Regions from separate parts of the Mus musculus genome. Here all the other regions are linked to region 3. The links are chromatin loops, found by intact Hi-C in ENCODE. Cell type or tissue: left cerebral cortex. All regions are shown on one strand. Each heading gives the region's core, and the rest is flanking DNA. Links, peaks and the distances in the headings are about the cores only. Region 1 overlaps Opcml (opioid binding protein/cell adhesion molecule-like). Region 2 has its middle 18 kb from the start of Gm15521. Region 3 holds the start of Ntm (neurotrimin). Region 4 has its middle 100 kb from the start of Gm15521.

What was found. Hi-C counts contacts between places; a loop is a spot of excess contacts. Peaks named below come from ENCODE experiments on the same cell type or tissue, not always from the same donor. Only the 100,000 strongest peaks of a DNase experiment are listed, where the experiment ranks them.
Region 1: a loop joins it to region 3, with 11 times the contacts of the local background. A loop is called at or near these places in 21 of 42 quality-filtered maps.
Region 2: a loop joins it to region 3, with 9 times the contacts of the local background. A loop is called at or near these places in 19 of 42 quality-filtered maps.
Region 4: a loop joins it to region 3, with 2.9 times the contacts of the local background. A loop is called at or near these places in 2 of 42 quality-filtered maps.

The regions. Positions count from the first base shown.
Region 1 is chr9:28,253,817-28,261,220 of GRCm38, reverse strand. All of the region lies in intron 1 of Opcml (opioid binding protein/cell adhesion molecule-like), which reads right to left. Among named protein-coding and RNA genes, the nearest start is that of Gm39313, 140 kb to the left of the region's middle. In left cerebral cortex, for the core only: a CTCF peak has its summit at 1,337; a DNase peak (open chromatin) is centred at 3,360.
Region 2 is chr9:29,647,459-29,654,862 of GRCm38, reverse strand. It overlaps a transcript of Ntm not described here. Among named protein-coding and RNA genes, the nearest start is that of Gm15521, 18 kb to the right of the region's middle. In left cerebral cortex, for the core only: a CTCF peak has its summit at 4,021 (motif pointing right); DNase peaks (open chromatin) are centred at 1,778 and 4,027.
Region 3 is chr9:29,406,024-29,413,427 of GRCm38, reverse strand. Ntm (neurotrimin) reads left to right here and starts at 743. Exons shown (of 7, transcript NM_001357602.1): 1 at 743-1,872. The coding sequence starts at 1,706. In left cerebral cortex, for the core only: CTCF peaks have their summits at 1,668, 1,867, 4,021 (motif pointing right) and 5,287 (motif pointing left); DNase peaks (open chromatin) are centred at 2,608, 4,009, 5,201, 6,316 and 3 more places; H3K4me3 peaks cover 2,338 bases; H3K27ac peaks cover 1,672 bases.
Region 4 is chr9:29,527,387-29,534,790 of GRCm38, reverse strand. It overlaps a transcript of Ntm not described here. Among named protein-coding and RNA genes, the nearest start is that of Gm15521, 100 kb to the left of the region's middle. In left cerebral cortex, for the core only: no CTCF peak of the experiment used is centred there; DNase peaks (open chromatin) are centred at 2,207, 2,787, 3,026, 3,425 and 2 more places; H3K27ac peaks cover 3,333 bases.

The sequences.
Region 1 (7,404 bases), core at 1,115-6,114, 1.2 Mb after region 3:
GCATAGTACCCGAGACCCTTTCCTGAACTCTCCCCATAACTGCTTCTTATGGAAAAAAGATGAACGGGACATTGAGGCACTTGGGAAAAGTGATTTGAGGGAGATGCCTAGAAGGGCAAGCTAGAGTTTTTCTCTGCAGCCTCTGCAGGTGCATTGCTTGGTGTGGACTCAGTAGAGTGTGTAAGCCGGGCTTCATTCATTCACTCTTAGAGGTTCATTCATTTCTTAGAAGGCTACTATGTACTGACAATGAGACTTTGAACAAAATAGACCCAGATTCCGGCTGTGGACTTAATATTATGGCCACAAGGATAAAGCAGTTACCAAGAAGCCTAAGTAGAAGACAAAACTACTTAACTGTTGTAACAAGGACCATGTAAGTAAAGAATAGAGGTGGGACCGGGCGGTGGTGGCGCACACCTTTAATCCCAGCAGTTGGGAGGCAGAGGCAGTCAGATTTCTGAGTTCAAGGCCAGCCTGGTCTACAAAGTGAGTTCCAGGGCTACACAGAGAAACCCTGTCTCAAAAACAAAACAAAACAAAACAAAACAAAACAAAACAAAACAAAACAAAACAAAACGAAATGAAAGAATAGAGGTGGGTATTTGTCCAGGGTTAGGGGAGACTGCATTGATGATGAAACATTCCTGCATAAGGGCCACTGAGAGGACCCTGTGGCATCACCTGGAGAGAAAGAGCAGAGAAAAATACTTAAGTCTGCTACTTGAGAGCCGGTGACCCCACCATCTTGCTGGAGCTGAGCAGGCAGGAGTTAGCTATGGGAGGGTAGGACTGCATAGTTTCTTTTTTTTTTTTTTTTTTTTTTTAAGATTTATTTATTACATGTAAGTACACTGTAGCTGTCTTCAGACACACCAGAAGAGGGCGTCAGATCTCGTTACAGATGGTTGTGAGCCACCATGTGGTTGCTGGGATTTGAACTCTGGACCTTCGGAAGAGCAGTCGGGTGCTCTTACCCACTGAGCCATCTCACCAGCCCCAGACTGCATAGTTTCAAAATCTGACCCTTGAAGAGTCTGGGGCAGGTCTGGATTGGGTCCCATGGTATTGAGCAAATCTAGCACTGGTGCATCTAAATTCCATTCAGGAGCCCACCAGGCCAAGCCAGTGGGAAGGGACCAGAGCTTGGGGAGGAAGCACATTGCTGCCGTCACCATAAATGAACCCTTGCTTGTGTCCCTGGGAGATCTGAATCCCACCGATCCTTGCAAGGTGGGTCATCTACAGGGCACTGTCCCCAGTTGAGGGTGGCCGAGAGCGAGAGCTCAAGCCAAGGGCTGTACACAGTGGCTGCACACATGTTCCCTCTCCTGGGCAGATGGAGCATGGCAAGCTGAGGGTCACTCCTCCATGGTGCTTGGATTTCAGGGTTTTGAAAGATTAATCCGGAATATTTGCATATACATAAGAGGCATTCTCAGGACAGAACCCAAGTCTATGCACAACATTTATTTATGTTTTCTATATGCCTTGGACATACAGCCAGGAGCTAATTTATGCATTGTGTCTAATAATTCTATGTATAAAACACAGTTTCAGGGATTAGAATTTTCTACCTACCGGTAGAATCCTGTGAGTACTCAGAAATCTCCAGGCATCTGGGATGAGCTCAACTTCTATATCTTTCCCCTGGTACCAAAGTAGAACCCGTCTCTCTTATTTACAAGTGATAACCTCCACATGAGGCTGGGTGCTCTATGACCGACTCACACCTGCCTGCAGTCTCCCCAAACAGGTTTCTGTGGTCCTGGTCCACCTGCTCCCCCTAAGTGTCCTTCTGCAAGCACAGAATGCTTCAAGCAGATCACTGGATAGGGTGTGGTGGGTTTGTAGGGGTTTACTTGGGTCTTGTCAGCCCTATTGAGCACAGCTCCAGGAGCACATGAAGGGTACTTCTCCATTCCCACCCAGCCTCATCTCTCCCCATCACAGACAAAGCATCTCCAGGCCCTCCTGCAGCAATTGTTCACTTGCCTCTTGGAAGTCTGCTTGCCTCGCTCAGCCTTTTCTTTTTTTCTCTGACTATATTCCCTCTCTCCAAACAGAGCACGTGCTGCTTGAAGGGAAGCCCTTTCTCTTTGGGCAGAAGAAACACAAGGGACACAAAGGCTATGACACCTCAGCTGTCTCAGAGCCCTGTCTCCCATGGCCACTGTAGGACAGTCTGAGATCCTGGCCATGGTGAATGAGGACAGAAACAGGATCCCTGATGGGCTCAATCCTCCATCATATCCTTGGCTGTTCCCTGTGGCAAGTAAATCAATTTCATAACCTGTTCAGAAACGGGGACTTTAACCCATAGCCAGTGCCCAGATAGTGCAAATATTCTTTGCCCATTTAAAGCCAGGGATCTGAAAGAGGCTTTGAATGTATCCAGTATAGCCTCCTGACTCTTTCATAAGCAAGCCTGGAATTATCAAGGAACAAAAGGATGGCGGAATTTCAACTTCTTTCCCAGGGGAACAAGCCTGTAGGTAGGAGAGAGGCATAATTATGTGCTAATCTGATTCCACATTTCACCAGGTCACCCACTAAGATACAAAAACAGTAAAGTGATTCCTAGCTGTTGTGAATTCACCTTTCTATGCCCAAAGTACAGCTTGGCCCAGGGGCCAGGTACAAGGACTTATGCCTTGAAGCCTCCCCTGCTGTCTTATTAATCCATTGTAGTGTCCTGGTTCCTTGTCTCTTCAGAACAAGAAAGTCATCCTTGATTCTGACACAGGGATGCTCAATCCCTTGGGAAAGTGTTGTCATCTCGCCTGGAAAACTAGGCTTTCCCATGGGGGAATGTACAAACGTTGTGTGTCTACAAGCCAGCCTTGTGATAGATACAGAGATGGGAGGAAAGTGATCTTTGAAGGAGGAATTCTGGAGATGTGAATTCTTTTCCCTGTGTTTTTAATAGTCTCACCAACAATGTCTACTTGAGTACTGAGTGAGTGTGTGTGTGTGTGTGTGTGTGTGTGTGTGTGTGTGTGTGTGTGTGTGTGTGTGTGTGTTTGTGTATACAATTAGAAACCAGAGACAGTCAATGCCCTGAAACTGGAGTTCCAGGAGGCTGCTGTCAGCAGGGTGGGTGCTGGGAATCAAGCTCAGGTTTTCTGCAAGAGCAGTGTACACTCTTAACCACTGAGCCAGACTCTAGCTCTCCTGACTTCGTTTAAGGTGAGGGATTAATAGGGGTTCTTTGTTGTTCTAGAACTATTTCTCCCCTGTGAGGTAGAATCCCACGCGTGTAGAGGAGACACACACCAGCAGCAAGCTTGGTCTCTGTCACAGGGAAGGAAGAAGCCATCTGTCTTCTGAGCAAACACCACTTTCATTTTTGCAGTGTAATCTTCCATCAAAATTTCAGGGCTCTGTTCTCTTAGTAATTTGCTGTGTAGGTACTAGTATCTGTCCAACACTTGCTAGTCAAGTAACCTGACATAAAGTTTATGTGTCACCCGAGGCAGTGTGAATTTACAGGATCACAGAAGTGCCTGTCAGGATCACTTGACTCCGAGGAATTATGCTAATAAGAAAAATCTAGGTAGCTGACAAGGAGTGATGCATTTTAGCAGCAGACATTTTGGAATCCCCTTGAATATCTGTATACATGAATTAGTATATGTGGTTGACATCTCATTCCACTAGATTAGCCGCCCACATTCTTTACAGACTCCCCCTTTTTTAATGGTTCTATGGTACACAGCAATCCTCAGACTGTGCACCCTAGAAGAAATATGTAACTAACTAAAGAGGGAAACAGCACCCATCAAGACTCTTTTCCCTAAATAAATAACAAATTAAAGTTTAGTTCGCAGGAAATGTACAAGGAGACCAACCAAAGCAAGGGACAGCTGTCTACATGGACAGAGACTGGCATCTGGGGCGATGATTGGAAAGGTGTTTGAATTTATCATATCTAAAATCTGAAATGACTTATGTGAAAAGTGAAGTTTTCTGAGCTCTCTTAGAAGAAACTCTGAGTTTAGGAACTCCAAAGTGTATATTTGGGTTTTACAAAGGATGCAGGATAAGTGGATTAACTTTGGACAAGCTACTTGAAAACCACAAAGCCTCAGTCTGACCATTGCAAAGTAGGAATTAAAACATCAAAACAAAACAAAAATCACTCTAAGGGAGATGGGAACACCAAACAAAGATGCTTTCCTCTTTCCTCAAAGCAGGAAATGTGTATATTCTGACCAGTCACTGTAGTGGCTTTAAAAAAAAAAAAAAAAGAGCCCCCAAAGACTCAGATTTGAATGCTTAGTTACTAGGAAATAGCACTATTAGAAGGTGTGGATTTGTTGAAGTAGGTGTGGCCTTACTTGAGTAGGTATAGCCTTGTTGGAAGAAGTGTGTCACTGGGAGTGGGCTTTGAGATTTTAGATGCTTAAGCCAGGCCCTGTGTCTCTGTCATCCTACTGCCTGCCAATACTGATGTAGAACTCTCTCCAGCATTACGTCTGTCTACATACTGACATGCCTCTTGCCATAACAATAATGAACTGATGAATGTAAGCAAGCCCCAATTAAATGTTACCCTTTATAAGAGTTGCTGTGGTCATGTTGTCTCTTCCTAGCAATAGAAACCCTAACTAAGACAGTGACAGACCTTGGTGTAAAATCAAGGTGGCCCATAGTTGCTTAAAAGCAACTCTCCTAGCTCAAACTCCATTCCCTCCCATGCACGAGACAGTTGGAATCACATGCCCAGAACTAGAGTGAGCAGAGGGAATGTGGACTTGTTCCTGGGTATGTGAAGTTGAGGCTGGACCCACCTTGACATCTGTGAATGAGATGTGAGGCTATGTGTGAGAGCCCCAGCACTGCACAACACAGTGGGTTTGCACACTTCCACAGAGAACCAACAGCATCACCCCTGACAGCCTCTCCCCTGTTGTAAGCAGCATCCAGTTCTCCGGAAGTCTAGCTAAAATCACACAGAGAAAGAGGTGACCAATATAATTAATTCTCACGAACACCTTGTGAGGATCTTCTTGCCTAGACATATTCTGTGGTGGTGGAGGCTAAGGTGATAGGAAGCTCTGAGGAGGGGGCAGATTCATGGACAAAGCCAGTCCCTCCATTGTGGTACTGTGGTGGCAGTTGAGGGAAAGTAAAAGGCTCCCTAGAGTCTTCCAGACCAGTGAGGGCCAACCCCCACTCTGATTAAGTTCCACTTCTACCAAGTAGTAGGAGCTCTTTAGTTTGTGTCCTTAGTAAGTATTAACAATAAATAAAGCTTCAATAAATATGTAAAGCAAAAACTAATTTAAATTGACATTGTGCTGGGTGGGGTGAGAGAGCCCCTTACACCATAAAATGATTTAGGATATATTACTTCGGGCATCTGCATTACAAATTTACCTCTCATTACAGCTATGTTAACGGGAAAAGGCAGCTTCTCGACAACATTCAAGGCAGAGTTTATTAGCATAAATTTGCATAATAATTAGCTCTGTAGCACGCAAAGGCTGTCCTGTCTTTCAAATAGACAACTTCCAATGTCAATTTTCTCTGCTTCACTGATTGTCCCTGTTCTGTCAAAGCCCCTGCCCCCGCCCCCCTCTCCCCCTTGGGCCAATTCTGCTACTTGGTGGATTCCTTCCCTTTGGGTTCAAGGCTCTGGTATCTCCACCCAGCTTCTCTAGGGAGGAAGTGGATGCCAGTCTTCAGTTGGGGACATGAGTGACCAGAAGCCTGAGTGGCAGGTCTCCTGCCTGAGGACCAAGGGAGTATGTCTTCATACTCTCCACTCTCAGGCACTGAAACACTGTGGTCAGAAATGGCGGAGAAGTGGCGGTCTAAAGGGATGCTTGCTTGAGTAACGTGGGGCTGTTTGGGGAATGCATAAATTTGTGTTGTTTATCAATAGCTTCCTTTGTAATTATGTTTTGTCTTAGTTAATGTTATAATTAGCTCCCATTGCCTGGACTCATGCTGGCTGGGTGGTCAGGGCAGACAGCTGAAAGCATAGAATGGAAATTGCATCAGGGATGTTGCTGGCAAAGCATGCTAGCCTCTTCAGGACCAGGTGGGGGCAGGGCATACTCATGCCCCTGTCTGCATACTGAATGACAGCTACTGGTTGATGTCACAAAGCAAAGGACAAACCTTCAGCAGTTCAGAACATCCTTAAAGGGTCAAATGGGGGTACCTTTAAAAAAACACACAGATGTTCTTCATCTATAAAACAGAGCTCTAGGCAGTTGTGTGCCAGGAGCTGGGTGAGACAGATACCTCACCAGACATGCCCCATCCAGTCATAGGAAGGGAGAGACAGTGGGAGAATCAAATGCTTTCAGTTGTGCTTCAAGGAAACTAGTGCTAGACTCAGCCATTCACACACACACACACACACACACACACAGACACACAAACAAACAGACAGACAGACAGACAGACAGACAGACACACATGCACACACACACACACACACGCACATTTATAAACAAATAAATATGTCCGATGTATTATATAGCAGTTATTTATGCAACCTAAGTAACACAGAAAAGTGAGTGTGTGTATAGAAAGAAGTGACTGTGTAAAATATGTAGAAAAGATTAATTTTCATAAATGGAACAATGATAAAAATATAAACTAATGAATGTTCACTAAGTCTTAGATCCCTTTTAAAAGCTTTCCTGCTTATGTTTTGGGGTGTGAGGCCACCTTTTAATGACTGAACCATCTCTTGAGTAAGAGGGATAGAGCTCCCAGGGAAGAGCACACCAACTAGTTGACAAGTGACAAATGGTCAGCCCTAAAAATGTTCATACACATAAGAACATAATGTAATAAAGACGTAACAGCATATATATGTATATATATATTATATACATGTATATATTATATATGCCCATGAGCATACAAACATACACATAATACATGAATATATACAACATGGATATATACAATAACCATTAATGACAATAGAGGCTATGAATTTGAAGTAGAACAGTGTGACAGAGCAATGTGCCCTGCAGTAGTTGGGGACCAACATCTGCAGTGGCTCTGGATCATCACAAAATTGCTGGGGTTCTAAGCTCCAAATGGTGACTTTAAAAATCAGGGTTCGGGTTCTGAGAGAGCCGCAGAGCTGGGTGTCAGCCTGGACTCCAGAGGCTGAGGAAAGAGTCAATGCGAAAATGTTGTCCAGCTGAAATGATTCTAGATGACGGGGATGGGAGACTGGAAAAGACAACACTTGGAATGGAGTCAAAAATCCAGTACCAGTCTTCACTTACTTAGCATGTGGAAGCTGCGAGTCAGGTAAGGCTTAAAACTGCAGAATCAAAGGAATCATCGAAAATGTGTGCACCCAAGGGCTCTCCAGAGAAGGGAGATTTCCTTCTTCAATATCTATGCTTCCACCTGTCCTGGTGGGAC
Region 2 (7,404 bases), core at 1,213-6,212, 240 kb before region 3:
CCCTTCCAGCTCTTTAGCCTTTGGTCTGGGGTCCCTTCTTTCAACTAACTGAAAGATAAACCCAGCATCAACTGGGTCACAGGAGCTGTGCTCTGTGCCCACAAACAAGAAAACGTACCTATGGGATGTTCTAGAATTCTAATAGTGCAAATTCCATCCTATCTTCATTGTAAGGTGTGTGTGTGTGTGTGTGTGTGTGGTTGTTGTTGTTGCTGTTATTGTTGTTTTATTTCACCTATACCTGTCCTCTGAGATCACAGCTTCCTTTCCCAACTGCAAAGCTAGCCTAGAGTCTGTTTGTGCTATTCCTAAGCAAAAGAATGCTCGCAAAGTGTCTGTGAGTGGATCACCACTCTTTGGACAGGAGTAGCTCCCCACCTTCTTTGTTCCATAAATTGAGGCAAGAAAGAAACCCAGAATGTGTTCATCACACAAGCTACTTCAGTGGGGAGCCCACAGCAGGGAACCCACGCTTAGAGCAAAAGGATGATGGAAAGTGACCTATCCTCCAAGATGAGCACACAAGTCTCCCATCCAGGAGACATAGAGGATGTAAAAAAAAAAAATGGGTCCCAGAAAAATACAGATGAGATAGGTCCCCACTGAGTGTACACTGGAGGTACCGTGGAGACGCACACACTGGGCTGGTGGCCTTGAGTTTTGTACGGAGTGATGGGTTTATAGTTGCAGAAATAGACTCCAGGTGTGTCTGGGGTTCATCCTGTCAAAACGTTCATGGCAAACTGCCCTGGGGATGCTTGGAACATGAAGCCACAAATCCTGTCGTTATTGCTATGGAGAGGGTGTGGATGGCTCCTCTGCAGGTGGCCTGACCCGGAGCCAGCATCGGTGCTCCCATTTTCAGAAATCACACAGTTTTAGCAGAGAGCAGGCAGCTGGATGTTAGTGACAAAGATCCCCTGGGAGAATGGCTGGGATCTCCGTTGCAGACTGAGTTCCGTAAATGTGCCCTCCCCTGCTCCTCCTACTGCCATGGTGGTGGTGGTGAGAAGAAAGTTGGCTGGCAGAGGTGACGGTGGGGTGGGTGGGGTAAGAGGGTGAGGGATGGAGTTTAGCGCAGGCGCTGAAGGATGGAAGGCAGCAGCAAGAGGCTCTAGTGATGGGACCAAATTCTCTTTTTTCACGTTTCCCGGAGCTGGGTTCTTAAAACTCCATCACTCGCTGGCCTGGCCATGTGGGAGATGATTAGGGTTAGCCTCATTCAATTTCGCTTCCTCCACTAGTAATATTGAGATCTTTATCTCCTAATATGTTGGGAAGCATTCCGGGAGGTCAGATACATGGCCGGTGGAACACAGCACACAGAGAGAAGCTTAGCCGCCAGTGCCACAATAGCAAATGTGCGTGCACACGGCTGACCGGAGCAATCCTGGGAGGATCTTTCTGGCTGAGTGACAAATGACATCCCAGAGATTATAAAGCTTGACCCTGGACACAGCAAGGTGGCTTCTGCAGGCAACAGAGCCAATGCCATCCCTGTTCTCCCCACCCCTGGCTGCAAAGCCCTTTCTCAGCAGCCGCCACCGCCACGGTGCTGGCAACATTGTACTTTTGATGCCTCCAGAACCTGGTCATAGCTCCCAAGGAGTTCCAAGAACCATAGGAAAGGGAGAGGAGGGCTGGCTGTAATTGCGGTGTACACCCCTCCCCCCCAGCTTCCTTCTGGCACACAGATTTTTAGCTCTGAATATACACTCCCCAGCGATTCAGTTCTGAGCCCTGCATCTGGCTCCCGGAACAAACACGCCTGTGATATGGGATCAGCAGCCATTGGCAGGCCAGACTCAGACCTTCACACGCGGGTCCTGAGAGTATTCATGGTGCAACAAGGACAGCTCAGCCAACAGCACCAGGATGGGTGTGACTGCTGAGAATATTGTTGGGTTAGTCAGCTGACACCACCTGTAGCTGCCAGAGCTAGACAATTGCTGTGCTGTTTCTCTTGCTAGTCACCAGTCTCTGGGCTCTGCTCTTGCGCTCCCCTGGTCATGCACCTCTTTGGTATCATGCTCACACCCACAAACGCCTTTACACTTGCTGGTCTCCTTGTGATGTTCCATGTCCTAACAGCAAGATAATTTCTTCCTTGTAGCTCACAGGCTTATCACCAATTGTCCCTTATCAGAAATGTCTTCCACTCTCCACGTGTAGAGGAAACTACATGATGTCCCATCTCTCTCCTTGATTTACTGTCTTTTCCTTGGCATATACAGTACCTAGCACATTATACATTTACTTGTTTTTATCTGTTTAGTGTAATCCCACTCAACACATACATAAGTTCCAGACAGAGTTAATTTCATCTAGAATATAGAGGATTGGCACAGAGAAAACCCTCAATGCAAGCATTTTTAATCTAGTCACAGCATCAGGAGTAACAGGTCTGCTTTGTGGCCATCTGTTGTGACTCTGGATCAGCACGTCTGTCTGTGTCTGGCTCCCAATAGTTTATCATAGCCAGGGAAAGGGCCAAGTAAGATGCTTCTTAGCCAGTAGTGGATGGGAACTTTGGGCCACAGAGACGCCCCAGGCCTTGCTTGTGTCTTATCAGGAATTCTTTGTCCCCTTTGTACACATACAAGAACCCAACCCCACTTGGGTACAACCTCAAGGCTGGCCTGGAGCTGTGAATGAAAATGGGGTCAATTTTAAAAAAGAACTCCTTTGATGTTTTCAAAGGTATGGAATCATTTCTATCCTCTTTGGAGAACCACTTAGCTGTGTGTTGGAGGTTGGGGAAGGTTCCAAGTGCCAGAGAAGCTAATTAGAGACAATTACAGCCCAGGTACACCTGCCCCTGTAGGACGGTAGGATGCAGAAACCAGCAGGCTGAGTGGTGGTTGGGTCAGAGGGTGTCGGAGGTGGAGCCAGGGCCAGAAGGCATTTTATAGCTCGAGAGGACAACCAGATGCTTGGCCAGTACGGACTCGGCCTGAGGAGGGTGTGTTCCTTCTGTGGGCATCTATTGGGACAGGCATTACCTCTGGCATTGCTTTAAACAATAATTTTCTTAGGTCAAAATTTCAAGAGGAGTGAAAATTGTAACTGGGTGAAACATGACGCCATGTGAATAAGGGTATGCCTGTGGTCAGATGCTAATCTTGGTGCATTGTTGATCCACTAGGAATACATATACAGATAGTGTGTGTAGGGGTGTGTGTGTTCTGCCTTCCTCAGGCCCCCTTCTTATTTATTCCAAGCGTTTTAATATAGCACCTTGCCCTCTTTCAACTTGGGTTTCTGGGAAGGGGACAAAGGCCAGCTCCATCCCCTTAGTGACCTTATGAGGGTTACACAGAGCCTAAGGTTTGCATCCTGCTGTGATTGTTAACTTTCAGCGTCTGGACTGAAAAGATGCTTGCTCTCAGGACCAGCACCCAGACAGCGACTGGCCTTTGTTACACATTCTCTGTAATCGAAATGTCCCTCTGTGCCTCTCTGCTTCCTGGGTGTGGCAGCATCCTGCACAGAGCCTGACTTGAATGAGTAAATGCTAACCAGCACTGGGATGAGTCTTGGGGCTGCATGGCTGTGGGTGAGAACTCAAAGATGAATAGGTAAGGAACTTTATTAAAGGTCGGGGCCACTGGAAGAGAGGGACCAAAGGCCACAGGGAAGACATGGCCTTCAGGCTGTGATATCTTGCCCTTTCCTTTGCCGCTGATTCATGGGTGGTCCTCAGGTCCCTGCACGTCCTCCATTCCCCTACAGATTTCCATGTGGTGCCAAATGCACTCTAGCAAAGCAATCAAGTGAACATATCTTTAAAAGAAAACTCATTTACTAAGCAGGCCTCTGGAGTACTTGATGGAATAGCCCTCCTCTGGATGGAAATAGTGGTGTAATGGCCTCCCCGGGGTTATTATTGCACTGACATTACAGCAGGCTAATAAACCCCAGAGGGGTGCGATGCATACTGCCAGGCGGTCTCACATCTGGATAAGGGAGTCTGCAGATGCAGGCCTCCAACCTTGCCTGCAGATCCTCAGATTTGTCACTAGAGGGCACCCTTACCCCCCTGTAGGGAAGACACTGCCTAGGATGAAAGCCCAACTCCTTAAAATGAAAATGAGGGTTCTCAGACAGACAGGCAGGCAGACAGGCAGGCAATCAGGGAAAGCAGCTTCCCTTTTCCTCTTGGTACCCGGGCTACATTTGTAAAATGATTTGCAAAGCAGAGTTGGACAGAGGGGCGCAGCTCAGATCACTAAGTCAGAAACCAGCATGTAGGTGATTCTTCTTAAAAGTCCTAGATCAATGCTTTCAGATCCCATCAGATGTGTCGTTTTCTCTGTTGGAGAAGTCTGAGAGTTGAGCTCTAAATTGGCGAAGGCAACACCGGTGGTCCTAGCACCTCTCTTCCACCGGTTTCTCTGGGGCTATGCTGCAGGGCTGTGTAGGAGTTCCATGCTCCTTGTCTTTCTGGAGTTTTCCCATAGTTTTCAGGAGGGCTCAGTTCATGCTGTGAAAGAAATGTGGGTGGGTGCAGGTGATACTTGTAGGGGGATATCAGCTTCTCCCTGGGTTTGGAGATCCAAGTTGTTTGTCTCCCTGTCAGACCAAATGGCTGCATTCTGAATTGAAACATGGCCGCCAGTGTCAAGGGGCAGTACTCGGATCTAAAGGACTGAGCAAAGATTTTCTTGGGACATCTAAACCACTGTCCTGTTCTGCAACATACACTTTTAGTTGGTTCACTATTTGAGTTTTAAAATGAATTTAGTTAGTTTTCGTTTTACACCAGCCTTGTCTTTGCTTAAAAACAAACCCTGGCCGATGAATTAGATGTTTGCTGAACCAAGTCCCCAGCAGAGGAAGGGAGGGCATACCAGTGAGGCTGTTCTACCCTGAACTATTTATGCTGCATTTGAGAAGTGAGCTTTCCTTTCTCATATGGATCTAGGTCATAGTGAAAGGTAGGAAATGAGTGGCCTCCATTACCAGGTGCAGACACAGGCGGCTGGGGACTTTGCACTGGCCCTGTGTAGTTTGAGCCCTGAGAAACACAGCCATCTCTAAAGTCTTGGATGGTTAAGGATCCCAGAGAAGGCACAGGGCGTTGGGAAATGGTGGACCCAGAATTTGTAGCCTTTCTAATTCTAGCACGGGACAGTTATTCTGTTAGCCTAAGTCTCGTGGTTTTTAATTCAAAGACCAGCTCAGCTCTTGGGAGAGACTTCTAAGATTTATCTCGTAGAATTCAATTTCCCTGCAAATGTTGCTTTTGCCCTTCATCCCCCTGAAGGCACACGTTCCCTGACAGATCTGAACACACTTGAGGTGACAGCCACCAGGAGGAGCAGGCCTCCAGAGGGATTGGTTGGCTAATGCCTCAGGCCAGGGGCATTTGGGCCTTGCCTTAGTTTTCTTCTCTTTTGCTAAGCCACAAGCTAAGGCTCCTTCACGGCTCTGCCTCCATGATGAAGCACCCCATTTGGAAAACATCTCTGTTTCTAGAGGCACCATGGGCATCTACTTCCAGGCTTCTCCCCATCATCTTATTACAGTGATGTTCTGCCTGCCACAGAGGTGAGAATGAGAGAGGGGCAACGTGGGAGAAATAGAAAAGTCATTAGACTTGCCAGCACCTTATGCTCTGGCTTTCCTTCAGATCACAAAATCTAACAGAGTGAAACTAAAAATAGCTCTGGGCTACTGACAGCCTGGTCCGTGCAGGCTCATGTGCTATGAACCTGACTCTGTCTTTCACGGCCCCCTCATCGGTCTTCTAAGTAGATGACATTCTTGCTCCATTTTGCTGATGTGGAAACTGAGGCATAGACAGAGAAGTTGGTTTGTTCCTAGACATCCTTCAACAGATCAGGGCTGCATGGATAAGCTGTAACCACTTCTCTTGGCTGGGTGCAATGTCAGAACCCACTAGACTGCTCCAATATGGCCCAGAAGATGGATGGTACCTTGGCACAGGATCAGGTCCCATTGTGTTCCCAGTGCCTAGAGAGATAAAGGAAATCCACTCTACTGCTTCTTAGTGGTCAATGATGACATATGAGAAGCCAAGGCAGACAATTTAAGGTCAACAAGGGTGACACGAACTCGGGGTTTTCTGTGCCCCACACATTTGTCCCACCATCCCTTCCCCCAGCCCAGGCATGTGGGAAGACTAAGTGCCTGAGTCAAGGCTACACCACCTTTCTCATGGTAGCTGGCACTCTGCCCTAGGTTACCCCTTCCCACACTTACCATCTGCCAGCTCTCCAGAGAAACTTTGTAATAAAAGAGATTTTTCAGATTTAGTAGAAAAATATCATCTTTTGGTCACATGTCTATTTCCCAGGACAGATAGATTTTCATTTCCATTTATACATTTGTCACTCTGCTTTGCATACAACGATCCTGCACTCTGGCACTACGCTGTTTGTAGTCAATGCCGGCAGAGGCGATATCCACCTGTGAGTCCTGTGAGTTAGACTCTGCTGATGCTGTTTTACAATGAGAGGGCGTGTTCAGAAAGTGGGGCCATCATATGTCTTTTCTCTGAGTGTATTCCAGGGCCTTTGTGTTTGTAGAACTTGACAGAGGAGCACCCAGAGCTCCCCAAAGAGGCCTTGATTCTGGGTGGTTAGAGAAGTTGGAAAGAGAGGCTCCCTGGTGGAGTTAACACAAACACACACACACCATCTGAGCTATAAAGAAAATTCTGCAAGTTCTAGAAGTCCAGGGTAGCGTCTTTTCAGAGGGATGCAGAGAAGTGTGTCCCTGAAAAGATCAGAATGACACACAGCAACCCCGGAGGAGCTGCCAGACAAAGATCAGTTGCCATCCACCTGGTAGAGGAAGTCTGACCCACAGCTGGTCTGCATAACCCCTTGCATGCATTTCCGCTAGGGTGGCCCTCGGGGACGCCTGTATCCAGAAATACAGAAGTAAAAACCATGCAACCAGACACTGTCTTGTGGGGGAAAAGGAAAAAATGCTCTACTCAACAGGCCGTGAGAAACATGGCATATTCGGACTAGAGGCCCCCGAGGGTGAGGAGACAGTGTGGTTCCAGAAGAGGCCAGGCTGTGTGCTAAGGGAAGCCTTGCTCCAAATATCCTGGGAGCAAAACAGTCTGCTCTCCACTCAGAGTCCTAGGAGAGCAACACTACAACACCAGATGGTCTGAGAACAGGGACCCAAAACAGGGGGGGTTGTGTCTCAGTATCCCCAGCTGAGGCAGAGGAGAGGGGAGGTAATGGCCTGAGCCAGAGTTTCAGATGACACTCTGAAGAATGCATGACACAGCATGAACTCATAAAGTTCAGGAAGTATTGTCAGCATGGGAGCCTCCCAGTGTGACTGCAGCAGCTGGCCTCTTCCAGTATAAGCCAGCACAGAAAGGCACACAGGCACACACATGCACACATACACGCACATGCC
Region 3 (7,404 bases), core at 1,411-6,410:
GGCACAGAGGAACCAGCAGCAGACAGAGAGAAGTCACAGAAGCTCAGGCATATCCAGTCTTTCTTTGGGCTTCAAAGATTTAAAGAAAGCCACGCCTCTTGGAGATGAAATCAGGTACGCCAGAGTGTGAACCCAGAACCCAGAGAATCTTCTTTATAAACAAGGCTGTGGCTTACACTGGCCCATGCCTGTGTACCTTTTACCCAGTTAGCATTCTCAGTGTCTGGGGTGAGGTTGGGGAATTGAAAAAAGGCTGTGTTGAACTTGACCAACATTTTAAAGGGATTTTGCTCACTCCATCAACCAAGGTCCTTCTGGAATTTCCACATTTATATTTTACGTGGACTATCTCTTAGAATGGCTGTGTTGAGTCTGCGGGGTTTTAAGAGGGTGGGTGTAGTGCAAAGGGTGGTGTAACATTGAATAAAAATGAGATTATTTAAAGCATCTTCCTAACGTTGTAAATGTACTCTCAATGCTGATAGAATTAATTTGACCATTTTAAAGGTGCACATATGCATGCTGCAGGCTCTTCTCTTCCTAGTTAGTTTGTGACCCTTATTAAGATGTCTAGGGTTATTAAGACCTCACAGTAACTTTGTCTTCTTAATTGCGAAGAGCTAGCTCTTCAAATCCGGAAATGGTTAAAACGGTGGCCAGAGGTGGTACACCGCCCTGCCCTGGCCCGGCGCGGCGGGGGTTAAGGTGGGCGCCCGCGCCCCGCACCCGCCAGGATGAGCGCACAGTCCGTGCCTCCCGCCAGCCGGATCGCTTGGAGTCGGCAAGGAGAGAAAGTGGCGGTCAGGGATGGAGCTGCTGCCATGACAACCCCGGCGGTCGGGGCCCGCGCGCGTCGGGGCTGCTCCCGGGAGGAAGGCAGCGCGGAGGCCGGGGGCGGCCGCTGAGCGTGGCGTCCGCGGCTCCGGTGGTGCCGACTGCGCTTCGTCTTCTGCAGCGAGCCAGAGAGCGGGCTAGGGACCGCTGCGGTCCGCCCCTGCCGCGCCGCTCCAACCTTGCTGCTGCGCTGCAGAGACAGCCCAAGCTGCAGCGCGAATCTGGGCTCTGAGCAAGTTGACCGTGGCTCTGCGGCAGGATTCCCGAGTCCGGATTGCAGGAAGCCGGCTTAGCAGGCGCCTCCTTGCTCCCTCCGTGCCGCCTCTTGCGTGCTCTACTTTCCATCTGCTATTGTTCCAGATTGTTTCTGGCGCCGAGCCTTGCTCTGAAACTTAAGAAAGTGCTGGATTTCCTCTCGTTCGACTGAGGAATCGTAGACCACATCTGGGTAGCTGGATTCAACCCAGCCACAACCCCGTTGGATACCAAAGTGCTTACTCCTGTCCAAAGTGCCATGCCTGAACTGCTACGGGGAAGAGGCAGCTTCTGAGACCCGCACCTGTGCGCCTGCTTGCCTGCCTTGCGCTTCTCCTTCCTGGCCACCTTCCTGGCTACAGGCAGCACGGAGAAAGTCCGCCTCGGATGTGTGTGGAAACTGGTTCTCGGAGGCTGCGAGCTGAGGCTGGATTTAGGGGAGGAATATTAGACTTGGAGGAGTCTGCGCGCTTTTCTCCTCCCAGTGCATCGCGCGGTCGCCGCTAGTTCATCGCTGGGTCCCCGCGCTCACTCCCCACCCCACCCACTTCCTGTGCTCGCCCGGGGGGCGTGTGCGTGCCACTACCGGAGTTCTGGGAAGTTGTGGCTGTCGAGAATGGGGGTCTGTGGGTACCTGTTCCTGCCCTGGAAGTGCCTCGTGGTCGTGTCTCTCAGGCTGCTATTCCTTGTACCCACAGGAGTGCCGGTGCGTAGCGGAGATGCCACCTTTCCCAAAGCTATGGACAACGTGACGGTCAGGCAGGGGGAGAGCGCCACCCTCAGGTAGGGAACTGCCACTCTACTAAATGATGATTTGTTTCGGCTGGGGCAAAGGGGCAGGGGTGCGGGTGTGTGCTCTGGAGCAAGCCAGGGCTAGTGGAGAGATCCCTAGCTTGCTGCGCTGCACAATTCCTGGATGAGCTAACTGCTCTACCAAGGAATGTGGCAACCTCAGGGTAATGCTAGGGGAGAGCTGTGCTTTCCAAACCTGGCTCCTTTGACCCAAGGGTTTGTTAAAGGTGAGGGATAGCTGTCTTATTTTGAAGCCAATGGTCCTGCTACTGCCTTTTCCCGAGCCTGACAGCTATGGTGACCTGGGGCTTGGCTGAGACTCAGCATGGATGATCTCCCTGCTGAAGTTAATGAGTCCCAAAGCAGGGATCTGGCTTGGTGTGGATGCCCTCGCACTACCCGTGCCATTGAGAGTTGCCACAGGGTCTGGACTCTGCAAAAAAAAAAAACCTCTTTTCCTGAGCCTGGATTTTACTAACGTTTTTTTCCTGGGTTGTCTGTTCCATGATACGGTGGGCAGAGGCAGATGTGATTTCCTGTCTGAATGTGGCTTTTGGACACTGGTACCATGGACTGTGATTTGTCTGTGGAGAATGCCTTCTACACGAGTGGACCGTGCTCTGATTGTTATGCATGCTCACCAAAGCAGCATGTACAAAACTTGGCACTCAGCAAACCCTAAGCTTTAGTGTTGTGTTGGGTCGGTTCTGGGGTTGAGGGTTGCAAGCTCTGGGGAGGAGGAGGAGAAGAATCTTAGCTACATTTTGTGCTAAGTGGGGCAAGACTGTCTCCCTCGCGATATTGCTACTGAAGCACTGACTCCATTTCCAGTTGATAAAACCACACCACTCACAGGAGGGCTACACGCCGGATGATTGTAATGGGAAATTCTCATCTCTGGAATTTTTAAGGGAGCAAGCAACTCTCCGTACCTCTCCTTGACTTAGTGTGTCCTTTTTAATAAAGTTTTAAAAACTGGCCAATGGTACTGACTGCAGGCAACAGGAAACTATTTTCATCCTCTAACGTGGAGATTCTTGGGAAATGAACCTTGGCCTTGGTGCCAAATGTCCTGGTTCCATCAGTGATGAGCTTGGAGTACCTGTGGACTGTGCACAGGGTACCCACAGGACAGACGATCTTGGGGAGTGAGTGCTGATATTACAGAGTTGAGTTGTGAGGACATTTTCAAAAAATACACGTGATTTAAAGAAACCACACAAGGGGCTGCAAACATCCCCAAATCCTTTGTCTTTGAGGACCTAACTCTTATGACTCCAAGGAACTCCTGGTTACTTATTGTCACATGAATGAACTTTGTAGGGACTACTTTAGATTAAGATGAACTATCTGGTTTTAAATATGCATCGGTTCCAGACTTCTTCAAAACAAAGACAAACCTCTAAACAATATAGTCAAGAAAATTTAGTGTTCTGTAGATGCCCCCTCTGACCCTAATCCTTGGCTACAGGGAGCAGACCTCCAGGGACAAAATAGAGACACTATCTATGGTGGATTGTTTTAGATACACATAGACACCTATCCACACACAGAACAGTGACAAAAGAGAAAAGAAGTTGGTCAGTGACCTAGAGATCTGAAGCTATCAATAGACCTCCACAGTGACTCTCACATTCTAAGGGAAGCAAGGGGATTGGAGTGACCAAAATGTCACCCCAGGACAGCAGTAGTCCCATAGTTCAGGAGGATATGGCCTTTTGAGAGTGACTGTATCCAGCAGGTGCCAGGGCCCTGGACTTGTTTCTAACAGGGCATTATTATGTATTGACTGCTTTGCTCTTGCCGTAGTCTCTTTCAGACACCAGCGTTTGTTTACAGTTTCGCAGACAGTTCACACAGTGGTCTTGTTTGAACACAAACAACACTATGAGGATATGGGTGAGGCTGCTTCCCTATATATACATCAGGATGGTCACCATCTAAGCTATGCTGTGTCAGGCCAAAAGACCGAATATCTTTGCGACTTTCAGGAGGGTGGACGTCTCAGTGGATGGAACCCTAAAACTGAGGGATGAGATGATCCAGGGTCTTCTTTCTGATCAAGAAATAGGGGCTGAAGTCCTCTGCTCACATGGAAGGCCACCCTGCAGCAAGACTGCAGTTCCCCTCATGACCAGCAGAGGGCTTTCTGCGCTGGTTACTTTTTATTTGGCTTTGTTCTCATCAGTATTATCCTGGAGGTCTTTTGTAGTCCTTAAAGAGAATAAATGTCTCAGCAACAAATTCTACTTTGTAGAAACTTTAAAAGTTTATCTAATTATCTCTAGTGATCTTTCTGGAGATACTAGGAAACAACCGCACTGGCAATCTGTACAGAGTTGCAGGCCTTTCTAAACTTTCCATCTTGGTGAGATCACATGACACAGAATTTTAAACTAAATATCCCAGTGTTGTTGAGAAGTCGCCTTGTATTAGGGAATACTAAAGTGCTTTATATAATATCCTATCTGTCATTCAACCTCCTAACATTATAAGTGAATTCTAATAATAATCATTATGAAGTTGCTACTATTATCACATTTTACAGATGAGAAAACGGAGGCATTGGCATGAAGAATTAGCCTCTCTTGGAGAATTTTACTGTTAAATGAGGAGATGGCTTTACTGTTAACGTGCTTGCTTTGTTCGGAATTCCTGATGGATCCCTAGTCTAACCTCTCCTCTCGCAGGAAAAAAAAATTATTTGATGAAGGTGGAATAGCTAGGAATTTTTGAACTGGGTCTAGCAGGAGGTTAACTAATGATGATGTTAGTAAGTTGAGTAGTATTATCACTTATTGACCAGCCTCTATAGTACTATGAACTATTACAGTTAATCTTCCCTACTCTCTGAAATTCATTTAATTATCTCCCATTTTATGGATGAGAGAGTTGAGACTCAAAGAGCATCATTTATCTGAACTCCCAGCAGTAGCAAGCAACAGAACTAGACCATGTACATTGAGATTTCCCAAGACTTATCAGGGCCCAATAAACACCGTGTCTTCCTACTTCCCCAGTGGGGATTAATGTCTGCCATCATTTTCTTCTTTGTAGTGTTGTGTAACTGTCTTTCTGAGTGGCCTGAGTGTATTATGGGAGAGCAAAGATCACACCTTTTAACGTCATGAGCTCCCTCACTAAACAGATGAGTTAAAAACAAAACAAAACACTCTTCACGCCTTCCCGGATTTCTCTGACTTTCTTTTGTATGTTAACAGTGATCAAACAATAAAGATTTATTGTGTGGTTCTCTCAGGAAAGGTGCAAAGCCAAGAGATGAAGTGTGGAAGGAGTCCTGGGTGCACTCACCAGGGCCAGCCTGTGAACAAGATAATCCAGATTAATACATGGGGCTAGGATGGCAACAGGGGAGGCTCTGAGCACAGTGCCCCCTGGTGGAGGGAGGCTCTCAGTGGTTAGGACTGAGAACAAGTAGAGATGGTACTAAGTAGCTCAGAACCCAAGATGGCTACTGGGCTAGTCAAGCTCAAGTACAAACCTTGAGGAAACATCAGAATGCCACTCAATGGCTCTGCCCAGTGAGGAACCTTCCACTAATAAAACAGCTACTACAAAAGTGAACTATTTCCTGGGTATGGGAGCAAGCCAGAGACTGTCTCTGCTCCCTGTCTTGTGTCTAGAGTTGTAGTGGCTCAACCATCATGTTTTTTCGTGGATGAGTTAAAGATAGAAAGTCTGACTTAATGTACAAGATTAAGGCTGAGTTTTTATATTGCAACACCATAAAGTACCACAGAAGATTGTGGTAGATCTAGAGATTCCCCTTCCAGATGTAGAAAACTGGGTTCTTTATGGGTCTCTGATAGTTCCTGAGATACTCTGAGGGTCCTGGAAGGCAGAACTATGTCTTCCTTGGGTGTTTATCCCAGTGTTTAGCATATGGCTTTGCCCAAGGGCTTTACTTTGGTTGTCCTTACTACTAAGAATAATGCTATCCACAGTTATTTCTGATTTTGCCCCAATTCAAATGTCAACCCCCGCCCCCCCAGCGCCTTAGTGTTTTCACATTGGCTTACCAGAGTGGCAGCTTTCTCCTGAGCACTCATCTCTGTCTGAAGTCATTCCATTCTTTTGTTTGGTTACCTTCTTCTCTAGTACAGTGAGTTTCTTGGGGTTAGGTAAACCCTCTGGCTTATTTAGCATATTGGCATTCACCAGTGTCTTTGCTACAGCAAGTGATCAACACAGTACCTGTACGAATGATTGAAGAAGTGTGTGTCTGAGATCACTCCCCTCCCCACTCCCCTGTCTCTCTTTACCTTGTGTCCCTTGACCTGGGGTGTCCTCGGTCTACCATCACAGTTGCCCTGGTCACATGTGATGTAGGGTAGTTCCTGAGGAGTTACTTGTGTGCTGGTTCCAAATACATGCCATCTGTTGAGCTGAGGTCTCCCTGAGCTGCACACAGATGGGCTGTGCTGGGAGTTTGTTCCTTATTTGAGATCTGTGCCTTCCTCTCTGGCAGGCCACTTTACTACCCAGTCTTCCAATCTTTGGGGGAAATGTTCCTGATGCTGTGCCAGATGTACCTTAGAGAAAGTAGCCTACTTAAGATGAGGAGGAGGGCAGAAAAACATCCCCTTCCCAGCATCTATTTTTAGAGTCCCCTGGCAGCAGTTGTCTCATAGTGGGACTATTGATCCCTGCTTATGGGTTCCCTCCTTCCGAATAGCAATGCCACGAAGGAAGCCTGCCTGGGCTTCCTTCCTTGCCCCCTCTCAGAGATGCTGACTGTGCTCCCCTGAGGAACAACTCAGGCATCCAGCCTGTCTACCATGGCTCTAAGGAACATGGGCAAATGCTCCCTTGCATGGAAGTTTCTAGAATTATGCTGAGCCCACTGAGGAGCTGGAAACCAACATGGGAAACATGAAAACTCAACTAACTATGGGACAGAAGGGAGGATGTATTGGGTTTTACTGGAACCCAAAAGGGTACAGAGAGGCAACCCAGTTTTCAGTCTCTCTTCCATTTACCAGAAGTACTCTGTAGAAATAGTTATCGAAGGACACACAACATTTTGAAGTGTGGAAGAATTACAGGGACCGTGAAGGTCAGCCACATGGTTTTACGTGTAGTGAAGGTGATGACAATCAGTCTTGCTCCAGTGTGAGAAAAATACATCCAGCATGACCTCCAATCTCTGCCTCTGGGCTCACCAGGCTGTATGTGCCTAAAGGAAAGTGGCTTTGCCCACTGAATAATAAACCATTCTGAAGATCTATTGGGTGTGCCTCTGATACAACTGGTTTATTGAGTCACTATGTTCTCAGTTCTTACCTAACTCTGCTTTCTTTGGACCAACGCACAGTGTTACATGACAGTTCTGATTCTGTGTGGGACAAGCCTGCTTCACCTGTGCTAATCCTTGGGGTTTAGTGCTTTCTCAGTGGAATCACAAAAGAGATGCAGTTGTTGTTCTAATACAGACCAGAAAACAAAAGTGGGGCTTTCCCTCATATGACAAGATCAGGTAACAGGCTCCTGGGCCTTGCTTTT
Region 4 (7,404 bases), core at 964-5,963, 120 kb before region 3:
GCAGACGTGGCCTAAAGAAGTAAAGTTTCCATCAAGCTAAATGCAAATCAGATAGGCTAAAAAGTTTCCCTGTCACTTAGCCCATTATCCTGTTTGTGAGCAGAGATTATACTCTGAAGCTAAAGCATGGGCTCCTATCCCTTGTAGTCCAGATCCCTGGGGTCTCAGCACGGAGTCAGAAACAGAAAACCACAGGTGTCCCCAGCCAGAGCCCTGCAGCAGACTCCTATGGGACACACAAGTTGGATAGGCGCATTCTGCTTTGTTTAAACACTTGGCTTTGTTGCTTTTAATCACGGGTTCCCCCGAGTGCACATGCTTTCTGTACCACACACGGGCTGCGTACCTAACAGATATTGTGAATACAACAGCTTGATTCCCCTGCTGCTTGGATGATGGCAATTGGCTAGGTGTGCTTTCCTCTTCCTTCTCCGGCCCCAGCCCCCAAGGAGATTTCAAGTGCAATTTGGCCTTGCACATCAAACAGCAATTTTCCTGTAGAAATCACAACCTCCAAAAACTCTCCCCTAATCAAATCTATCAAGCCCAATTTAGGGGTGAGCTTGTGTCTGTTTATCAAGGAAATGGAGTTGAAATTGCCCCCTTTAATGGAATCACAGCTGCTCACCACAATCTTTCATAGGGTTGTTTGAATTAATGGCTGGACTTGGCCCGTGCTCTCCAACCTTGGAATTTGATTCAGGTTACAGGAAATTGCTATAATTTCTGTTCTGGGATTCTCAGGGATGTTGGGGCTTTGGGGACTGGGGTTAGAATTAATGTGTCAGAGAAATTAAAGAACTCAGAAGTGTTGGGAGGGGCAGATTAGCACTTTTACACAATACTGAATGAGTCACCTCTGCATCAAAGCAAAACCATAGGGAGCCATATGTACTATTTTTACCAAGCTATGGAGGAGAAAAAAAAAAGAAAGAGCCAAAAAGTGGCCTTTTCCAGAGCCAGATTTTAAATCAGAACACTGACCATCTGGGTAGAATGCCTTTGTCTGTGGAAACTCCCTTGGGTCCATGGCATGTTGGAGTGGCTACCCCGAGGAGGCAGGCAGACATCCTGAGATGGCCAGATTCCTGCTGAGCCCAGAACAAGCCAGCAGCTTTGCCCACCACTTCCCTTGATCACTCACTGGATTCTCAACACATTAAACTTTCCCATAGATCCCACCTTTAAAGACTGTGATTTTTCCAGCTTACAGAAAAAGATTCTGTGGCAGTTTTCCCACAACACAGTCATGTCATTTTTTGAAAAGTCCTTATTATTAATAAAAGCCTTACATGGAAAATCTAGTCCTTTTTGTGTGTGTTATCATCATCATCATTAACAGCAGCAGCAGCAGCATTTGGGATGCTGTCTCGTGTTTCCCAGGCTAGCTCAAAACTTGTAGCTGAGCAGGACCATGGTATTCTGTACCTCCTGTCTCCATCACTTGAGTGTGGCATTTGCTGGGATTATAGGCATATGCCACCACACCTAGTTAGTGCAGTCCTGGGAATCCAGCTACAAGGCTTTATGAATGCTAGACGAGTACTCTAGCAGCTGAGAGCTAATCCCCAGACTTGTGTATTAGATTCTGGTGTTTATACTAAACCATCTCAACCATTTTTATCATGTGTTTTTGTATTTCTACCCCATTTTGTTCTCACAGTAAAGAAGGTAGTGAACTATTTATAGTATCACAAATAAAGAAACCAATTAGATGACGTATCCAATTACTGGTGTCACCAGAATGAGGCTTTGCTGCAAAATCTGTTTTTCGTAACACTTTTGGCACTCTAAACTTTCTTTTATGCCCCTTGGTTTGTGTGTCTCCCAAGCAGTCTCCAGAAACCAGCCTGGCACTGCCCACCCAGGCTGCCCTAGGAGCCTTCAACGGCTCAAATGATGTGAGCTCGCTTTCTTTTCCCCTCCTCAAGCCCCGCCCGGGTAGCAGTGACTGATGCCATTACTACGCCTGTGAAAGGGAGATTCTCTTTTCTGAATATACCTGAAGTTTCTCATCCTCCAAATGAACAGCAAAGACTTCGACGTTAGAGAGTCGTGGGAATTTAATAAATGCCAGGGAGAAAGCATTATCATTTTCTTCAAGAGTGGCTAATGTCCCTCAGAAATTCTCTTACTCAAAACGAATTCAGCTTTTTCTCTTGCATCTCTTTCCTGTTCCATTTCTTTCTGCCAGTTCTGGGTTTTCCCATTTTAGCTAGGGCTATTTGCATGAGAAGAGCATTCTAGCTATTTGGCTCCTCTCTGTTCTTCCTTAGTATGGGTAGCCCCTTGATGTTACCTTCACCTCATTCACACATGGGAATATCTTTGAGAAGGGGATATGATGCTGGTGCCAAAGAGCACTGCCCCTCCCCCCAATGGCAAGACTTTGAAGGTCTTGATGTAACTGGACTGCCCTGAGGCAAAAGGACAGCTATGCCTAATGGACAGGCGTCCAAGGAAGAGCTGTTGAGGGTGAGGTATCAGTTGGCTTGCCCTCCATCATTAGATTCCTGATTTACATTGTGGGTATATATAGGCAAACGTTAGCTCCCTGGCCCTGAGCTTACCTGACCTCACCTTCCTGCCAATGACCATGGTATCTGCCTAACCTGACAGACTGCAAGAAAAGCTAAAATCCTCAAGAGTATTTGATCCACTTCAAGGAATTGTTCCTGGGATTGTCAATCGAAGTTTGTCCACTGTGGTGGGTAGTGTTGGCTGCTGTTGAAATGTGAAGCGATGTCTGTGGCTTGGGTGGAAGTTGGCAGTGTTGAGTATGTGACTGTGAACCACCAGACAGATGCAGATCATTCTCTGCATTGTTCAGAGGTGGTGAGAACCAGAAACCCCATAAATAATTTTAACATATTACTTACCGAGTACCCTCCATCTTTAAAACTCCACAGCGTTGCAGAGTATCACGTGAGGCAAGTTGGAGTAATCATTTTCCCCCTATGGCAAGGGGACCAGCTTGACTTTTCCAGGGTATTTTCTTTCCTCTTTCTGACAAACTTGTGAGAGAACATTCTGCACTTAGTGTGTACCAGCCTGTCTAGGCTTCTGCAGGCTCTGCCACCTGTCTTCTGCCTTCACACTTTCCCAACTTCCCTCTTGAAGTTGATCACCAAGTTATTAATTATGAAACGAATTGGCTGGATCTCAATCCAACCTACTCCTTCACATAGTTCTTCCTTCTTAGTGACCCACTACTGGTGATAATAAAACCTCGTCCCTCTCTGGCAGCAACACCTGATATCCGCCCCACCCCCCTTCAGCCTCCTCCACTACTGGTCCACCACTGATCAGCTCTGCTGTTCCTCAATGCCCCTGAGAGAAATCACCCTTTGTTCCTCATACTTTCTCTTACAATGCTGTTCTTATCACCTCCCACTGTCCCAATTATCACCTCTGTGGGAATGGTGCCTAGATCTGCTTCCCACTTAGACTTCTGTCCTGCAATCTGACTCTCCATCTATCCCTGCCTACAGAACCAGCCAGTGTTTATTCTTGCTTGCATCATGCTGGCCCTGGGGCTGTTGATCAGTTGGTGTGAAAGGTACCATTCCCCAAGCCAGCTTAACTTCCCAATGTGCAACTCTGACTCTGGCACTCCCTGATCAGAAACTGTTAATGATCTTCCCTTAGATGCCAAGAAATCTAAGCCTACCTCACTTTTTCAGGCATAGGTGAGTGGGGTCCAGTCAAACTAACAAGGTCCAACGTGAGTGTTGTGTGCTTGCACAGGTCAGTCTCCAGCCACCACCCTTCTTGTTCACTGTGTACAGTCAGCATCTGTATCACTTTAGTTCCCATAACATATCATACTCTATGTTCTTCTGCATTGGGACATGTCCCTCCTTCTGGTAGTACTATAATTACCTCTCATTTCACACTACCCTACTCTGTCTCCAAGCTCTCTTGGCAAAGTATAGTCACTATTCAAAAGTCAATGTCTGGATGACATCCTGGGCAATCGTCACTCAACCTGCAATAGTAGCTATTCCTCTTGTATGAATAGTAGGATGCCCTGTTTATCTCCACTGTGAATGTTTCCTTCCAAAATGAATGTTTGATCCTTCACCACCATGGTAATGTTGAATGGTAGGGCTTTTGGGGAGTGAAGCGATGAAGACAACATTCTTCATTGTCAAATACTGGGCAGACAGAACTAGCTATAGGTCTTCTCTTCACCATCAGTCACCTATGCTGTGATGACGGCCCCTCCCTTCCAGAGGAGACAGTCAGTCACAAGCTGAGCCTTCGAAATCCTTAGCCACAAAACTGATGTGACTTCCACCTCATGCTCTCAGCCTCCCAAGGGTGGCAAATATGTTTATATTTCCTTTGCAATTTTTTTGTTAAGCTTTACAATTTTTGAGACTGGATATTACTCTGAAACCCACATTAGTTTTGAACTCACTATGTTATCCAATCTGGCCTGAAACTTGGAGAAATCCTCCTGCCTCAGCCTTATAAGTGCTGAGATTACATGATAAGCCACCATACCTGCCTTAGATATTTTGTTAGAGCAACACAAAGGGACTTGCAAGTTATGATGCTGCAACAAAGCATAACCATCCTGGGAAATCTTATTTAGTGTGTAATCCACAGACTTAACAAAGACTCAGCAATAACTCTTACTTTCCTGCCAATCTTCAATGCTTGCTATTGCATGGGAATGGACAAGTAATTTTGTGGCATACAGAGGGGCTCTGCTTCATAATTCCAAAGGCTTCCCAAATTTGCAGATGCTCAGGTTCCCTATAGAAAATGATGTTAGATTTGCAGATATCATACACAATCCTCTCATATACTCTAATACCCGATTCCATGTTAATCTTATGGGGATGATGGCCTCCAAGGGGCTCCCTTTTCTCAGAGGTGGAGAAGGGACTAGGAGGAGAGGGGGCCTGATATTACAATGTAAAGTAAATAATAAATAAATAAATAAAACAGTAAATTTAAAAATGTCAATCTTATATAAATAGAGACTATGCTATACTGCTTAGAAAATAATGACAAGAAAAAAATGTCCGAACATGTTTAAGAAAAAAAAAAACCCAATTCTAAAATATTTTGATCTTCATTAATTAAATCCATAAATTCAGAGGATAGCGGTGTTGTAGTATCCCCCTTTTCATTTGTATTCTGGTCTGTTCTGCAGGCTAAAGTCTTTGTTTTATTATCAGTTTACCTGGATTCAATTTATGCTCAACAAAGCTCGGTTTTCACATTCTCTCTCATGTAAAAGCTTGTTGGACCTCACTTGACCCAGTATATAAGTGTGGGGGTGGGGCAGGATACTATGTCCTCCCACACAGGACTGAGTATGATCGATGGCTATCAGAGCCATATGGCTCTTAAATGGATAAGATAAATGCTTTACTACTTCCTTTAAAAAAAAAAAAAAAGAAACTTTAGAGTACTCTACCATCACGTTCGCCTTTCAGAAAACAATGTTTTAAAAAGACCCTGTGGCACACAGCACACAGAATATGGCAAATGATCAATAAAGGTTAATTTGCAGTTCTCATTCTTTAAGTCGTTTTCTGTTTTGTGACTTTGTAACACATTTATGTATTGTTTTATTGTCTGTGATTGAACAAAACTCTTACCAGCATACAATTCACATTTCTGACCAGCAGTGACTATGAGAGACCCTTCTCTAATTCTGTTGTTTATAACATTTGCTGGATTTAACGGAGCAAACTGATTTAGAAAGCTTTATGCTTTTCTTTCTTTTAAATGTGGTTTTATTATTTACACAAAATTAAACATGATGTTCCTGGTCATGGCTGAAACACATTGGCCACCACACTTGTAGAAAGGCGTGTAGCCTACATGATAGCGTACTTTTGGTGGGAAAATCGGATTAGACATCCATCATTGCAATTTGTATCTTAAACAGAAATGTCCATTCTCTGTTATATCTTCATACAGGCATGGAAAAGGACACTCTTAGCTTGACAACACTCCTGTAAAAGGTGATCTAATTAGATTAAATTCAATTACCTGGCAATTCCAGGCAACAGTTGAGGTTTCCTATACCTCTAAGTACAACTTTTATGAAGAACCTTGTTTTCAGTGATAGGGAAAATTGTATATAATTGTTTAATAAGTACTATTCTACTATGGCTCAGAATCTTTAAAACACTTAGTGAACATCAAATTGGAAACTCCATGAACTCTAGTTTTTTTTTTTTAAAAAACTTATATTTTAAAAAGAAATATGGTAAAGTTAACGGTGATGAACTTGCTGCTATCACAAAATTGATATGAGAATTTCCTGGATGTTTTTCAATTCATTTGTTTTTATTTCCCAAGAAAGTGCCTATCATGGAAAAGGGTGTGGACAGACATGCATATATGCTTTCAAAGAACACAGGGAAGATTGCTATTTATGTTCAAGTGTTAGATGATGCAATTTCTAATTATCTGAAACACATGGACCTCATACTTCTAGAAAGGTACCAATCTCTTATTCTGGCTAAGGTAATAAGGTTCAGAAAGGACAAGGGACTTGACTAATGTGCAAAGGCCATGAAATAGCAAATCCCAGACCCAGTGTTTCCTGGACTAATGGTCTAGTGCATTTCAGGCATGTCACTCCTGATCCACTGTTCCCCACGTGAGAAACACTCTCTAGTGCTATTAAGAACAAATTCAATTCAACCAGTGTGCATGAAGCTCAGAGTATGTTCCAGGGAAGATGCTAACTACTCCAAGCATTGCAGGCTGAATTAGCTTCTGTTTTTAAGCGCATGGACTTATATACAGGAGAACATAGCAACAGCTGGCAGTAAGTGGGGGTCTGACTGTGGGTTGTGCAGAGTTGAAGCCTGTGGAGTGTTCATGGGAAGTGGCAGTTCAGTGACTGGAAGAGCGAGGACAGTTCTACTGCAAGAAAGGCGGGGGCAAGCTGGTAGGATGGCTTATCCTTCCTGAGGCTGTGACTGGCAGTTACTACAACAGAAATCAGAGAATAAGGTGGACGTGTACATTTTTCCTGACCTTTGAGGACCATGAAGCATGCTTGGGAACTGAGGCTTTAAGTAGTAGGGAGGAGAGCCTTTGAAGGTACCTGAAGATGGCCATAGTCCATTTCAGAAAGCCATTCTGAGAACAGTAGGGATGGGATTGAGACCAGAGCAAAAAAGGAAAAGCAAGCCTGCTTAAAGTTATGGACAGTTTACAGGAAATAGTATGCCAATGATAAAAAAAAAATTACAGAAAATAGAAAACAGACCACGGAGAAGAATCAGCAGCTTGGGAGCTGGGCTCAGAATGCTTTTGCCTCCTCTGTCAGAATGCATGTTATTTAATTCTCAGAGCTCAGTGGGGCTGTGAGTGTCCACTAAGAATGTAATGACAAGAAAATGTCAGAGGGCACTTACAAGTCAT